Linked DNA regions of Homo sapiens: region 2 is linked to region 1. A link is a loop called in an ENCODE intact Hi-C map of the cell type or tissue named here. Cell type or tissue: PC-3. All regions are shown on one strand.

Evidence for each region. Peaks named below come from ENCODE experiments on the same cell type or tissue, not always from the same donor. Only the 100,000 strongest peaks of a DNase experiment are listed, where the experiment ranks them.
Region 2: it touches region 1 in a loop (4-fold over the local background); 2 of 110 quality-filtered maps call a loop at or near these places.

Annotation. Positions count from the first base shown.
Region 1 is chr7:155,958,105-155,966,104 of GRCh38, reverse strand. It overlaps LOC389602 (a long non-coding RNA gene), which reads right to left and starts at 4,764. Exons shown (of 2, transcript NR_144629.2): 1 at 4,555-4,764; 2 at 1-1,653. RefSeq lists an enhancer at 3,010-4,209. In PC-3, no CTCF peak of the experiment used is centred here; DNase peaks (open chromatin) are centred at 824, 3,624 and 6,114; H3K4me3 peaks cover 1,302 bases; H3K27ac peaks cover 3,812 bases.
Region 2 is chr7:156,468,757-156,476,756 of GRCh38, reverse strand. It overlaps RNF32-DT (RNF32 divergent transcript), which reads left to right. Exons shown (of 4, transcript NR_026865.2): 4 at 4,046-4,658. Among named protein-coding and RNA genes, the nearest start is that of LINC00244, 68 kb to the left of the region's middle. In PC-3, a CTCF peak has its summit at 3,072 (motif pointing right); DNase peaks (open chromatin) are centred at 906 and 2,416.

The DNA.
Region 1 (8,000 bases):
TTTCAATCCATGAACATGGGATGTGTTTTCATCATCTAATTGTGTCTTCTTTAACAGCTTTCATCAACATTTTCTAGTCTTCAGTGCAGTTTTAACATTTTGTTTACAAGTCCCTCACCTCCTTGGTTAAGTTTATTCCCCAAAAGATTATTTTTTTAAAAAATGACTGCATCTAAGCAGGAGGGGGTTCTTCTTCCATTTTCTCCTTTCCTTAGTCAATGCTAAAGTCTAAATAACTGCTACATGGTATTTAATTGTTCCTTTTTAAGAAACCATACTTGCAGGTCAAAATAGCCTTAATAATTGTGTATTGTCAGCTTACTTCAAAGCAGCTCACGTAGATTCCAGCCCAAGACCAGGACCACCCGGGACCAAGAAAGCACATTCTCCAAAGACAACTTTCACTGCAAAGATTAGCTGTGTATAACTGGCGACCATTGGAAAACTGAAGATGAAGGACTGTATTTTTTTTTTAAGTTTTCCAGCATGGATAATGCAGTTAGACTGAGCCCTGAGATTGCTAATTACAACAATCTCAATAAATACAAATAACTCTAACCCATCATGCCACTGGTCTTTGGAGCAAAATAGGAGCAATTATATTTCAAGTAAGTCAGTTCAAAGGCATGACTAAGTCTTTACAAGGAGCCAAATTGTCCATGGGTGTTGAGTGGCTACGAAACATGACGCCCTTCATCTCTGCCAAGGAGCAGGTTCAGGTGTGCGCAGCTGGGTTTGGCCGCCAGCCTTACCTTGGGAGAACAAGTGCTATAGTCCCAGGTCAGACTCCAGGCTGAGCTCAGAACATCAAAGGAAGTCAGTGGTGGAGAGTGACTCATCCTGAGAGCAGCAACATCATCTTGACATCCAAGTACTGTGCATTTTGGATGAAGCTTCCCCTCAACCCTAACGCCATCATAGCCAGGCGGAGGCCTTGAGGAAAGCTCCCCGGTCCAGCAGGCTCACCTTTCACACAACTGTACCTCATCCTTGAACCTCGCCTGCACAGTCCAGCCAGCCCACTGCTGCTGTGCTCCCAAAGGGACGGGGACAAAACATGACAGAGGCCATGGGGCCTGAGCAGGCAAAGGAGTCCTTTACAATTTCTCTTCAGCATGAACCGGTGACATCCCACAGGACAACAAAGACTTATCATGCGAGTAGCTCAAGAGCAGACACAGAATGCCAACTCAGATGTGTCCTTACATGGGCGCTGGGTGAGAGGAGAAGGCAGGTAAGGCCTCAGCCTTCTGAGCACGAGCGGCCAGCCCTGCCAGGCAGTTGACCCAGGCAGTGACAGCAAGCGACAGAGGTCCCTGTCCCAACCCCTCCCCCAGGGTTTCCCCAGCCCTGGGAAGCCACCACTGGGGAGATGCTAGCACCCTCATGTTGGTGCCCCTCCTCCCGTGGTCATGAAGAAACAACAAGCAGGCTCTGACCTCTTGAGGACACACTGGGGAGCAAAAGCAAGAGTAATCAGCGAGATGGGCCGGAGTCCAGCCCGCAGCACAGGGCTCGCCCAGGTGCTCCCTGCTGAGTCTGAGTCCAGCCAACAGCAGCTTGGAAATCAACTGACAAGTTGCTGATCTGAGAGTTATCCATGGTCCCAGGTAACCTGGAAACTGGTGTAGCTCAGAAGAGACACCCACAGACCTATATTGAGAGAAAAGGGGAGTCAGAAGGTATTTAACATTTTTTAACAATTGTGACATTAATTGTGATGCTCATCAGTGCAGGTCCCAGGAGGTGGCTGCCTGGAGAGTGGATCTGATGAGGATCCCACAGTTCCTCCTGCCCACAGCCCTCCCCGCCAGCCTCAGGGTCCCCTCCCCAACAAGGGTCACTCCTCCTGACCAAAGGAAAGGACAAGATGCTGACCGCAGGGTCCCTGCTGAAACCATGTCTTTCCCGGAAAGGGAAAGAAGGGCTGCCACACCCCTGACTCCACTTACCTATGAGCAGGGACACGCCACTTCCTCGGGTTCAAATCCTAACTCAGCCACTTACTGGCTGTGTTGGGGGATTAAAGAGCTCGTTCATATAAACCCCTTCTATGAGAGTCTGCCAGGCACATGGCCGGCCTTAGGCCTTTGTCTGTGGTTATGATTGTTATCTTCGTTAGTCGTCACTTAGAGAGAGACGTGCAGAGCTGCTGTGACGTGGTGTGGAAGACAGCAGAATCAGCAAACACTGAGTTAGAATAGTCGAGGTCAACGGCACAGCTGGGGGTGTGCATGAAATGGGAAGGGGCCACAGCCAAAGGGGCCTCAAAGAGGAGGAAGGCAGGGAGAGCCAGGGAAAAGTTGCCATCCAGCGGGGAGCCCATGGGAACACACGATGGAGGGCCCTGGATGGCCCAAGTACCTGCCGTGCCTCCTGGACCCCCAGCTCCTCCTCTAATAAGCTGTGCTGCCCTGAGGGGGTCAGACAACTCTTCGGAGCTGGGTTCCCTGGAAGGCCCAGCCATCACCCTTCCACCTAAATGGAGGCCTGCAAATCACCAAGACCTCCTTGGTCTCAAAGCTTGGAGCCAGCAGGACATGCAATTGTCTGTGAGCACAGAGCAAGACCACAGCTGGGCCAAACGGTGGCCGCCTCAAAATATGATGTGAGAGAGACTGGCAGGGCCCGCCTTCCCCAAATCATCCACGACATTTGTAAAAACCCCACCACTACGGCTTCATCCCTGTGGATTCATCCTACCACTGTCAGGTGTCAGGAGTCCCTGCCACACGCAGGTTTATACACTGTTGCCTAAACTCTCCAAATTCATCTGAAGCGAGCTCATCACAGCCGCTGTAAGCCCCTACCCTCCACCCTGTCTCTTACCTGGCAGAATACTCATGGTCCACGTGTCTGCAAGCCTGGACCTCAGCCTCAGTGCTCCTTCTCCTCTGCGGCACCCCGTCCCCCCGGCTCTGACGCTTCACTTCCTCCGTGTTTCTTGAACCTCCCCTTTCTCCCAGCCTACATGAGAATCTGGACACCACCGGCCCGATGGCCTCAGAGCCGGGTCCCCAAGCAGGTTCCGGAGGATGCCCTCTGCTCATCCACCCTCTGCAAAGGCCCCCAAGCAGCCTCTCTGTGAGGCTGCACCCCGCAAAGCTGGCATTTGTCTTGGCCCTAAATGGCCGAATATTGTCTATTTCACGTGGTTCAACCCATAAGCAGTGGAGACGACTGCAGAGGTCCTGTTTGGAATCCTCAGTAGCTCCATTTGCCAAGCTGCTTAGCTGCCTAGCTCCAGCCTGTCCTTCCACACTACCCAGCAGCATGAAACACGCAGCTTCCAGAACTCTCCCTGCATTTCGTCTTGGCTGTGACTTGGCTGTGCAGCCCTTTTGCCTGGCCTTATCCACATGTTCTCCTCTCTCTTCCCATTCATCCTTAAGACCCAGCCTAGCTGTCACCTCCTCCAGAAAGCCTTCCTTGACCAACCGTCGTCCACAGTAAGTAGTACCCGTGCTCCTAAAGCTTCCCTGGGATTAATATTGCACTGATCACATTGGCTTCAGTGATGTTTTTCCTTCCACTTCCTGCTCTAGTGTAGAACTCACAGGGCGGGGACAAGGTTTTCATATACCCAGCACGGGGAACAGCAGCCCTTGGTTAACATGTACTGAATGAATCACAGGAAGTGGTGGCTGGAGCTCATTCACACTAGCATGTAAATGACTAATATACATCCTTTCCTGAAAACAACCCTTGATGGAGGAGAGGAAGGGGAAATCCCAGAGCCCCGGGCAAGTGAAGCCAGGGAAGCAGCCCCACCTGGAGAGGGACAGGTCCAGGGAGTTGGGAGGCCCAGCTTCAACCCTGGTTATGAAGGTGGGCTCGGTTCTGCACGCCTCCTAAATGGCTTGGGTGGAGGGAATCGGGGTTCCTATTTGAACAACTGAGAGGCCCTTAAGGCAGTTGCTAAATGGAAAACTTCTCAAAGGGACTGGGAAACGTGGGCAGCTCTGGAAATCGGAGCATCCAAGCAGGAAGCAGCTGAGCAGGTGAACTCCAACTGCCTCTGCTCCAAGCGGCTGGCTTCCCTGCAAACCGCAGTCCTGCCCCCACGCCCACGCACACTGCGGATTGGCACTTCACACAGACTAATTAACAAATAGCAGGGCGATTAAATCACGCAGCCCGTGGTATTTTCCTAACTCCTCTCAGTGGCGGCAGAGCATGAAAGTGAAATCAGGAGCTCTCCCCAGAGGCCCCGCTGCCGACCGCAGGCCACTCTTCAGAAGGAGCAGCAGCCACCGAAGAGGCACAGCCCTCATGCACTCCAGAGACCATGGGCAGCTGCCTCCATGGCCGTGTCCTGCCCTGTCTCCCCTCCCAGCCCTGGGCTGGCTCTGGCCCCCGAGGAGTAGACAGTAGGTCCCTGTCACTGTGGCTTTCCTTGCTTTCTGTCCCTGGGTCTTGCCCCTTGTGCCGAGCTGCTGGCTGCCCCCCTCAGCTCCCACCCACCTCCTCTCAGGGCACAGCTGCTCCAAAGCTGCCCCTGTCCTTCCTCCCCTTGCTCCTGGCATGCACACTGGGTCCCGCCTGGACACTCACCCTCTTGGTTATCTTCTCTCCTGCTGGTCAAGCACCCCTTTCTGCTGGGGTTCATCTCCTCTGAGCTCTGTCCTCTTTTCTTTACACGGCAAACAGAGGACACAGCTGCCCCTCGTTCAAATGCCAGGAGAAGGCTCCCAGCCAGCATTCCAGACAGAACACTCCAGGTGCTCCATGACACACGGACAGATCCTTGCAGAGAAGTGAGACGTTCTAGAGCCTGGACAATTCCATAAATGGCCGTGAGGACTTTGCTTTAAGGACTTTGCTCTCGGAAGCTGGATTTTCCCTCTATGAGTTAGAATTCCATGACAACATGGCACCCAAAACACAGATGCTGTTTACCTCTGTTCATACAGTCAAGCTCATTAAAATTCATTAAAGCCACCGACTATCATTCTACTGAAAATCACTTATAACAAATCAGACTTACAACAGATTTTGATGTTGCATAGTATTCAATTTGATCAAATCAGTCAAGACGTTGAAAGCTCCCATAAGGGGAAGAAGGAGGGCGATGTAGAAATATAAAGGGGTAAAATGACGGTACAATGGCCAGAGTGCAGAGTGCGCAGAAACCGGAATTCACCTTCCTGAAGGCCAGCTCAGGGCAGGATTCTAACACACACACACACACACACACACACACACACGCTCAGGCATTCATGCACATGTACACACGCATGCACACGTGTGCACATGCATGCACATAAGCACACAGTGGCTTCACATTGCTGCTCGATGACTCCTTTCTGACATGAAAACGCTACTTTGCACTTTTCACCCTCTCCCCAACTATGAATTCCTGCATACTTATCCCCAGAAATTAGAATTCACATGGCAGATAATAGAATTTCTGCCAATTAGTTCACTTATCTAACAAGGTAGGCTCTTTCTCTACTGGAAATGGTCATCTGTAGGTTATCATAACATTTCACATGGGCTTCTTCCGGGGAACGGGAAGGAACAAGGACAGTCAGCAATTGTCTCCAGAGCATCGCCTTGCTGGTTTAAATGCTCCAGGAAGTGTTTGCCGTGGGACCAACGGCAGGTAGGGGCACAGGTGGAGTGTGCTGGGGACAGGAGGGGCTGCCTGGGAAGGTAAAAAGGAATGGGAAGAAAGAGAGGGACTATCCCAGCGAGGAGCAGTGTGATCTTGATACCTTCAATGCCTGTGAGCCAAGCATTCAGGATTTATTTCTACCCCAATTATCCTAAGAGAGGCAATGGCCTCATTCAGTGCCATGGAGAAATGGGCTCTAGCTCCTAGATGACAATGGCGGCCAGCCTCTGCGGATGGACAGGAGAGCTGCCAGAGAGAGCCAGGGCCATCCTAGTGGCGGTTGCGAGCCTCACCCCAACCCGCTCCAAACCCACCCCGGAGGCAGGTGCTGCCAACGCCACGTAAAGCACCTGCTGAGGTCTGGGAAAGGCCACGCCCATAATCACGGCAGGGCGTTTGTTGTGCTTCTGAGAGTCAGCCCATTACTCCTGCTGAGACGCCAGCATCTAAGTGCACCAAGAATGCTGTGACTAAGGGCTATTAACTGGGTGGCCCTAGTTGGACTGGAGAAATTGCCTGACTCTCAAAAAGTTCCCCATCTTGTTCCTTTCCAAAGGGTAAGTGTAATGTAGACGTGTGTCATCATTTGTATTGGAAGACACGCTGGCCGCTTCACTGAGTCAGGCTTTCACTGAAACATAATAGCTACTCACCTCCGAAAACAGAAACTATACTGCACTACACTATTCCATATTATACTCTGTGGTGCTGTGCCGTGCTATACTGTGTAATATTATACTGGACTACACTGTATTATGCTATACTATACTACACTATGTTATACTATACTACACAATACTGCATTATACTGTGTGTACTACACTTTCCTATGCTGCACTACACTATGTTATACAACACGATACTATACGATGCTATGCTATACTACACCACACCACGCCATACTGTATTATCCTCTACCACACTGTGTTATGCTACAATACACTACACTATGCCACACTATGCCATATTATACTATACCATACTACATTCCACTACACTACAATATGCTACACTATGCTATGTTATATTATACCACACTATATTATGCTACACTATAGTACACTTGCTACACTATACTGTATCATACTATACTACCCATGCTATACTATGCTATAAAACAATACACTATGCTATGCTACACTATGCTATATTATACTATACTGTGCTCTATTATGCTACACTATTCTACCCTACATTCACTATACTATACACTATACTGCCCTATATACACTATATTATACAGTGCTGTTTTATACTACACTGTACTATATTGTGCTACACTATGCTATGCTATATTATATTAAACTATACCACACTATGTTATGCTACATTATACTATACAATGCTGTATTTTACCATACTGTACTATGTTACGCTACACTAAACTATGCTATGTTATGCTATATTATACTATACCACACTATATTATAATACACTACACCACACTGTGCTACATTATACTGTACCATAATATATTACACTACACCACACTATGCTATGCTATGCTATGTTATACTGTACTGTAGTATATTATACCACACTACACCACACGATGCTACACTGTGCTACATTATACTGTACCATGCTGTTTCTACACTACACCCCACTATCCTACACTATGCCATATTATACTGTATAAGCCTATATGCTACACAATACACTATGCTACACTATACTATACTTTCTTATAGTGTACTATACTATGCTACACAATGCTAAACTTTACTATACAATGCTATATTACACTATACTGTACTATATTATGCTATACTATGCACGCTATACTATATTACATTATACCACACTATATTATGCTACATGATACTACACTATGCCATGCTATACTATACCACATTATATTATGCTACACTATACTACGCTGTGCTACACTATGCTATATTATACTCTTATACCATACTGTAGTATATGATCCTACACTATACAGTACTGTGCTATGCTACACTATATTATACTGTGCCTGACTATATTATGCTACACTATACTACACTGTGCTATATTATACTATACCACACTACATTATGCTACACGAAACTACATTATGCTACACTATACCATACAATGCTATCTTATACTATACTGTACTATATTATGCTACACTATGCTACACTATGCTACATTATAGTATACCACAGTATATTACATTAAACGATACTACACCATGCTACACTATACTATACAATGCTATCTTACACCATACTGTACTATATTATGCTACACTATGCTACGCTATGCTACATTATAGTATACCACAGTATATTACATTAAACGATACTACACCATGCTACACTATACCATACAATGCTATCTTACACTATACTGTACTGTATTATGCTACACTATGCTACGCTATGCTACACTATAC
Region 2 (8,000 bases), 510 kb before region 1:
TACAGAAACATGGATGATGCCCCCCAAAGTTAAAAATGAGGTGGACTTATAGGTAGTTGAAGACTGCAAAGCCTCTCAATATAATTTTCTGAAGCCCTTTTTGTAATACCCATGCTAAACCTTCCTGTTGTCCGTGCTTTTCCCCATGCAGGGACGTGCTGTGGGCAGGGGTTGGAGATAGAAATGGATTGACTTTGGCTCCATGACTCGCTCACTGGGGAAGTTGTAAGCTGGTTGCTTGGAGGAGACAGAGGGCTTTGCAGAGAGAAAAACCTGGTGTGGATTTTTGGTGCTCTCAAAGCCATGTTGGATTCAAACTCATTAACCACTCTTCCCACCTCCTCTAGTGGAATCTGGCACCATGAGAGATGGACACAGAGTGGTTTCTTTTGGAGGAGAAGGAAGGTGGGATTTGGGATTCTCCTCTGCCTGAGTAGGGCATTGATGGGACCCTGAGGACACAAAGCATGGGTGTCTCCCATGTGGACCCTATAAGTTGGGGGGATGGCAGTGTGCCCACTTGCTGTCTTCAGGTCCTAGGCCACGTGCCCTTCCCTTCCTGTTCTTCCTTCTTCCCTTCTCACGGCCTCTCCTGGTCTCCATCTCTTCTTGTTGTTTTCTTTCCTTCTCTCTCATCTGCTTGTGCATTTGTGCATTCATTCCATCAGCGTTTACTGAGCACCTTGTACCAGGCAAGCATGCGAACTCTGCCCTCAAGAGCCTGCAGCCCAGGGCTCAGGACACATCAATGAGGTTGATCAGGCATGAAATAAGATCAAAATGGAGGAAGGAGCTGCTTGAGCATGGGGGGGTGGGGTGGAGGCAGGGCTGGCCCTGTTTAGGGACTTGAGGACACTCCTGGGAGGAGCTGGCTTTGGGCTGAGTCATCCAGATGAGTAGGAGTCTGCCAAGTGGACAGGCATTCCAGAAAGGCACATTGCACGTGGGAAGCAAGGGAAATGGGCCAGGCCACGTCCTGAAAGAATTAGGTTTGTTATTCCTGGGGCAGTAAGCAGCTCTGAGGTTGTCAAGCGACGGAGCTCAGTGTGGCAGGAGCATGGGGAGTGGTGGGGATGAGCCTGTGGGCCATCCATCCTGTAGACGTGGGACTGCAGTCTATGGTTGGTTTATAGCTCAAGGGAGATGCCAGACCTGTTGTACAGACTAACAGATAACTGCCAGTGACCAGCTGCCTTGGGGACATTGCTTCTGACGTTCCTTGTATGGGTTTCTTGTAACCCTCATAGCAACCCTGCACAGAGTGCATGATTGGCTCCATTATAGGAACGAGAAAGCCAAGGGTCAGAGAGGTGGAGTCAGTCATCTGAGGTTAGCACCTGGCCAGTGGGTGACGTGAGGCTGAGAAGCCTGACATGCTTCCTCCTTCATGCCAGCACCCCCCTCCGTGTGTGGTGAGCCGCAGGGATTGAGTGTGGACAGTGGTAGTAGTGTGTGGTGTGTGGCTGCATGGCTGTGGCTGGAGGATGTGGTGGACTTGAAGTGTTCATTAGCATTGGCTGCTCTCAGCCTTCTCAGTTAAACATGCACAAGCCTGCTGTCTGTCACTGATTGCCGTCTCCTCGAGCCTGTGCTGAGGTGTAGGTTCACATGGCCATGCAGACGTGGGTTGCAGAGCAGGCAGAGCTGGGTGGGATTCCAGCTCCATCATGTTCCCGCTCAATGGCTTTACCTTTTTTGCTCAGTTTCCTCATCTTTAAAGTGAAGGGAATAATAGCGTCTACCTTAAAGAGTTTTTAGATAAATCACTTAAAACATAGCAATTATGTAACAACTGCCAACAAGTACTAGTTATCATCATTGGACACTGTAAAATGTTTAGTGTCCAAACCTATAAAATAGCTCCTAAATTGAATGATCTCATGGTCTAGCTGGGAAAATAATGTGTAATTCAAAAATAAAAATAAAAATGTCAATTCTGTACAGAAATTCCCAAATGAATGTGTAGAATCTACTATCCGCACCAAGGAACGTGGAGAGATCACAACTTGGAGCCCCTGCAGAAAGTGTTTAGGGAAACAATGGGACTTGAACGGGAGCCTGGAGGCTTTAGGTAATGAGAGAGGAAGGGAGAGAATATTCTAGAAAGGAAGAATACCAGGTGAGAAGGTTTATGATGTATTTGGAAGCCACCTCCTGTGCCAGTCGGGCTGAAATACTGAGTTTGTGTGGAAGAATATGGGGTGAACCATGGAGAAAACTGATGAAATAAGATGGTGGGTCAGCATCATCCCAGAAGCCAACTACTGCTTGGAGAAGAGTTAACTCAGTGGCTGTCTGTACGATGAACTGAAGTCAAGAAGAAATTAGAAGCAAGGATGAAACAAGCGAAGTAAACCCTTCTATGTTTAACCACAACTTTGTAAACGCAGTGACTCATCTCCATTCATGGGTGTCAGCTTGGTTCTGAGCATGCAGATGAATGTATCCAACCAGGGCTGAGGAAGCCGGGTTGACCCTGAGCTTTGGCCTTTTAGTTCCGTTCCTTTGCAGGCAGATACAACTAGGAAACGAGGCCCATATTTTGAGAAGTAAAAATATTCTACTCTGAGATCTTTGCAGTTTTATTTCCCTAATTATTTTGGATAATCAACATTTTCATTTTTTTTTTCCAATTTTCAAATCAACTTTAGATTTAGCCCCTTAAATATATCTTTTAGGAAGTAGCATCTTGTTGCCTTAGGAACAGTGTTTGAAAAAGTTCTCATTTGTGCTGTACACTTCAATGATAAAGAAAGTTCACTGGCATCCCCCTGTGGAAAATGCTTTTATCATTTAAAAAAACATATGCACATAGAAAGAGTTAGTAGAAGTCACTATGTTGTAAGAGCCCAGGGTTGGTATTAGCAGAACTTAATGTATTCTCTCTCAAAATAAGATCATTGTTGGAAAAACTATAAATAATTTTCAAGTTTATTTTCAGATTGAGTTTGTTGTTAGTAGCACTTTAGGATTTACTGTGATGAAAGACAACGGTTGTGTTTTTAAAAAGTGTTCCCCACTTGGACTAACAAAGGGACTCAGCACTGCAGCCTCGATGGAACGTTCTTTCTCTGTGCAGGCACCAGATGGCGCCAAGCCGCAGGTCCTTCACCTGGATTAGTTCATTATTTTAAAAAAGAATTTGGGAATTATGGCTGCTGGCATTCAGGGCTCACTAAAATTTGTGTAATGTTTCCAGCTGTGGATAGAAGCGTCAAACGCTATGTTTAATATGTTTTTCCGGAATTTATTCTCATCAGTGGCTGGAATTGGAAGGCCATCTTCCCTCTCAATTCTTGACTTTGGAGGGAAGTGAGGGAAGCAGCTTTCTGCTTAGGCTGTCCTGGGCAAAATCTGGATATCTGCACCACCTTCCTTACAGTTTTTCTGTTGTGCTTCCCTTTAACCTGTGTAAAAGTGATTTACTAGGAGTAACTTACACTAAAGTGTCAGTGACTTATTTCACTAGAGGAATAGTCACAAAAAATAATGTCAGATGCAAAGGGTTAGGTTGCTAGAGGATTTTTAACTCTCAGTGACAAGGCAGTTCAGAAACTATGTTTAAGATTTACATTTACTTTTTTACCTCTAACCTTACTAATACTGTTTTTATGTGAACAGATAATAAAAACATATGACATTTTGTATGATGAATTTTTCTTACCAAGGCAAATTTGGTTTTGGATGTTTTCACAAGAGTAGTAAAATTAAGATTAGCCACGCTGAGCTCACAATGAACAAAAAAAAATAGTTTTTGGAGGTTTGATTTGAACTCTGAGAGGAACAGCGTAAGAAATAGAACAGGAAAAGACCTCCGAATATCCAGGAATGTTGTAATTGACATATTTGAATCTGAAAACACTGTTTATCCTTGCGGCTAATGCAGGGTAATATACACTGCCAATGCTTAAAACAAACGGGGTAAATGCCACTGCTGAAATTACAGCTTCTGCTTACATTCTTTCAGCTTATCCTTTATTTTTATAAAAATATTCCTCTTGCTGAACATATATTTTGAGATTAAGCAGTGTCTTTTCTTTCTCAGGGAAGAATATTTCTCAGCCCTCCGTTCTCAAGACAGATGAGTGCTTTAGAAAGAGGACTCTGCAGCGGTGAGGAGGATGGAATGACAGGCAAAGCACGCAGGACCAGGAGATGGCTTCGTTCCCTCAATCACTCATCCAAAGACGTTTAATGAGCACCTATTGTGTGTCAGGCATTGTACCGGGCAATGGGGATATCGTAGTCAGTAATAAGTGAGGAGAGATGAGTTCATTTGTGAGAGGCTCTGACCAGTGGAATCAGAGGAAGGGAGTTCCCCTGGGTGGGCCAGGTTCAAAGACATTTTGGAAGTAGAATCTGCAGAACATGATGATCTTTTGGAAACAGGGCAGGGACGTGAATGAGCACGTAATGTCCCCATGGGTTTGTCTTTCCGAAGGTTTAAAATCCTCAAGAATAAGGAACATAGGCATGTGTCGTAACGGTCTCCACAGTGGGGGAGTATTATGTTAGTGCACCTGCATGTTAACTCTGCTCATGAAGGGGCCACGTCTTCACCACCACAAAGCCTCAAGCATGCATATCTGGTCCCTCCAACCCCCTCCCTATTGAGGTGCAATAAAGGCCCATGTTTCTCCTAGTATGGGAACAGAACTAAGTCCTTTGTTCTATTATTTGACATGTATTGACTCAAGCATTCGATGAGTATTGATGAAGTGTGTTCTAAGCTTGTACCGGGCTAGGTCTTCTACTGCAATCCCCACGCTTATAAACCTTGCCAACCTGAGCCACCTGCAAGCTTTCTGACCTTGGGCGTCCTCATCTCTTCACCTCCACTGGTAAAGATGAGCTAACTGGTAAAGATGAGCTATGGAAAGAACGTGGAGTAGTCCTCGGCACATAGTAGGAATTTAGTGAATATCAGTTCTCTTCATTCACAAGCACTTAATAGGCCAGGTACTGGAACAAAAGACAAATCAGATGGAAAGAGGCTCATACTGCATCCCGGCCTGGCAGAATGAGAGCGGCTCCTGGAACCGGGATTCCACGTCAGCTTTCAGCTTTTTTTCTGCTTTTTCCTTCTTCTCAGGCCTTTCAGGATTTGGTTCTTGTTTTAAAGCTTCTGACGGAGAGAGCCAAGTAGCCTGTCCTTGCTCTACGGGCTGGGAAGCAATGAGTGATTGCTGAAGAGGCTTTTTCTCAGCAAAGGGCAGAGGCAAAGGAGAGAAGAAAGGAAGGGCCCTGTGCTGTGAAGCAATTTTCTCATTTTCTGCTGCTGGTGCTTGCGTTGTTGTCTTCCTCAACATGCAGGGGAGGCCCAGAGAGGCACTGCTACGGGTTCCAGACATTCCTTGTATTCTCACTGCCTGGCTCTGTCCTCAACCACTTACTTTCGGTGTTAGCGGTGAGTCTCAAAGGAACATTGTGCTGAACTGTTCTCCATCTCAACTACATGATCCTGCAGCCCTCAGGATGAAGGGTTTCGGTCTTTGATTCCGGCGACCTGGAGGCTTGCTTACTGTCAACTCCATGCGGAGAACTGTAGAAAACAGGATAAAGACGAAGACTAGGCCGAGCCGTCCAAGGCAGTGAGTCCACAGTAAGTGGGGCGAGTTAGGCCGTTTCCGCACTGCTATAAAGAAATACCTGAGGTTGGGTAATTTAGAAAGAAAAGAGGTTTAATTGGCTCATGACTCTGTAGGCTGCACAGGAAGCATGGTGCAGGCATCTGCTGGGCTTCTGGGGAGGCCTCAGGAAACATCATCATGGCAGAAGGTGAAGGGGAAGCAGGCGGGTCTTAATGGCGGGAGCAGGAGCAGGAGAGCGGGGAGCTGCCACACACGTTCAAACGACCAGATCTCGTGAGAGCTCCCTCACTATCACGAGAACAGCACCGGGGACGGTGCTAAACCACTCATGAGAAACCACCCCTGTGATCCAGTCACCTCCCACCAGGCCCCACCTCCAACACTGGAGATAGCATTTCAATGTGAGGTTTGGCAGAGACACACATCCCAACTATAGAAAGTGGGCAGGATGGCTGGAGCGGCAAGTGTGGGGAGATGAGGGAGGGTGTCTGAGGGCACTGGAGGCCGCCGGAGGGCAGCCGCGGATGAGGGGAGCTGAGCTGGGCTCGTGGAGGCGGGGTTTCTGTTGACCCGGATGGAGAGACTGGGCGGGCCCGGCCCCAGCCATCCCTGCTAGTCCGCTGAACTGTGGCCTGGGAAGTGGCTTTTCTGTTGGGCCACATTAGTGCTGTTGAGTTCAAGGCTGAGAGCACAGGAAGAATCCTGAGAAGCCTTTTGTGGGGGCCCATCCCGTCCAGGGCCCGTGCATGAGCAGCTGTCATCTGCATGCCATGATGACCGTCACTGTCAGGACCGAGACATCCTTGCGGCCCCACAGGTCGCCACCCTCCTGGCACAGCACACCTGCCAGTCATTTGGTCTTTGCCCGGGTGTCTCGCTGGGACCTACAGTTCAGGTGAAACATCATCACATAGAAACCACTGCAGAGAAATTTCGTAGAGTGCAGTGTCCCTCCAGCTCAGTGAACAACAGTTGATGTTAGGTGATCCTTGGCAAAAATGCTTCATCTTAATCAGAGAACACCTCGTTCTTAGAAGCTCTGTATAGCAGTTTACTTCATAAGCTGGAAGGGCCTTAGAGCTGACCGATCTTTGCTGAGTTTTGTGATTTTTCTACTCTGCTATCCTGACTTTGCCTCTTACCACTTTAAGAATTCCAACCATTCCAGCCAGGAAAACTCACTTCAGCTCCTCAGCTACCAACAGCAAAGACACACATAGAGCTGCCCTCAGATCCCAGAGAAGGAGAAACGTTTGCATGGTGCCCTCTTGTTCTCCTGGGTACAAAGTGTTTCATTTTAATTACTAATTTACCGTAGGAACCCAGGGATTCGTGTATTGCCTCACTTTGTCTTGCAGATCACGAATGTGGTTTTAACAGTTTATTTGTTACGACAAAATTCCATTTTAAGAGAACCTGTAGAATTTTTTTTGGTTTTATTTGTAGGGATTTAGACCATATAATGAGTCCCTTTATAAATGGGTTTAGATAACACAGCGCAGGAGTAGCTTTTGTCTCCAACAGACTGGAGGAATAATAAAATGTAGTCACTACTAAATTATGTCATGGACTGAAGTAGATTTTTACCATTAATTGGATCTAGGCCCTCTGACCTTTTTGCAGGAAGCAAACTAAAGGTATAATAATTTTTACAACGATGAGCTTTCTGCACTTCCAGTAATTTTTTTTTAGAACACTGAAATAATTTCTGGACATTGAAAGAACTCTGACATACTGTTCTTGAGATAAACAGAGCTTTGAATTTCAAGGTTGTCACATTTTTCTTTCTCCATACCCTCTGCCCCCACAAAGTGAAGATAATACAGGTAAATGAACTCAAAGATAACCTGCATTCAGGAACAAAAATCTAATTGAATCACATTTATATTTCTACTGGTCAAGTTTTAAAATGATCTCATTCAGTGTCTTCCCAAGAATATCAAGATAAACAGAAGCAGATTACAACATTTGGCAAATCTAAATGTATATATTCAGTGGCATTTTTTTTTCTTCTGAGATTAAATACTTTTTATAAAACTCAGAAAACTCTGAAACTAAAATTTTGAAAGGAGGCTAAAAAAATGGGAAACTCCAGAAGGGCTTTCCAGGTAATACAGGATGGAGAAGCAAGAGAAAGTTGTAGATGGGTGTTACTGTTGATTTCATATTTCAGTTTATTTTTGCTTTTTCACTTCTGTCTATTTTGCATGTTCTTTGCCCCACATGTTGGTGGGGCCACTATTGTTCTTACCAGCTCCGCTAAACACTGTCTGTTGGTTCAAGATTTTTATCATTTTTAAAATGATGCTTACAAGTCAATTGATAGAACGGAACAAATACTGTGGGTGATTCACAGTCTGTCATTACCATGCTGAAAAGGGAGACTTTTCTGAGTTTAATAATAGGAGG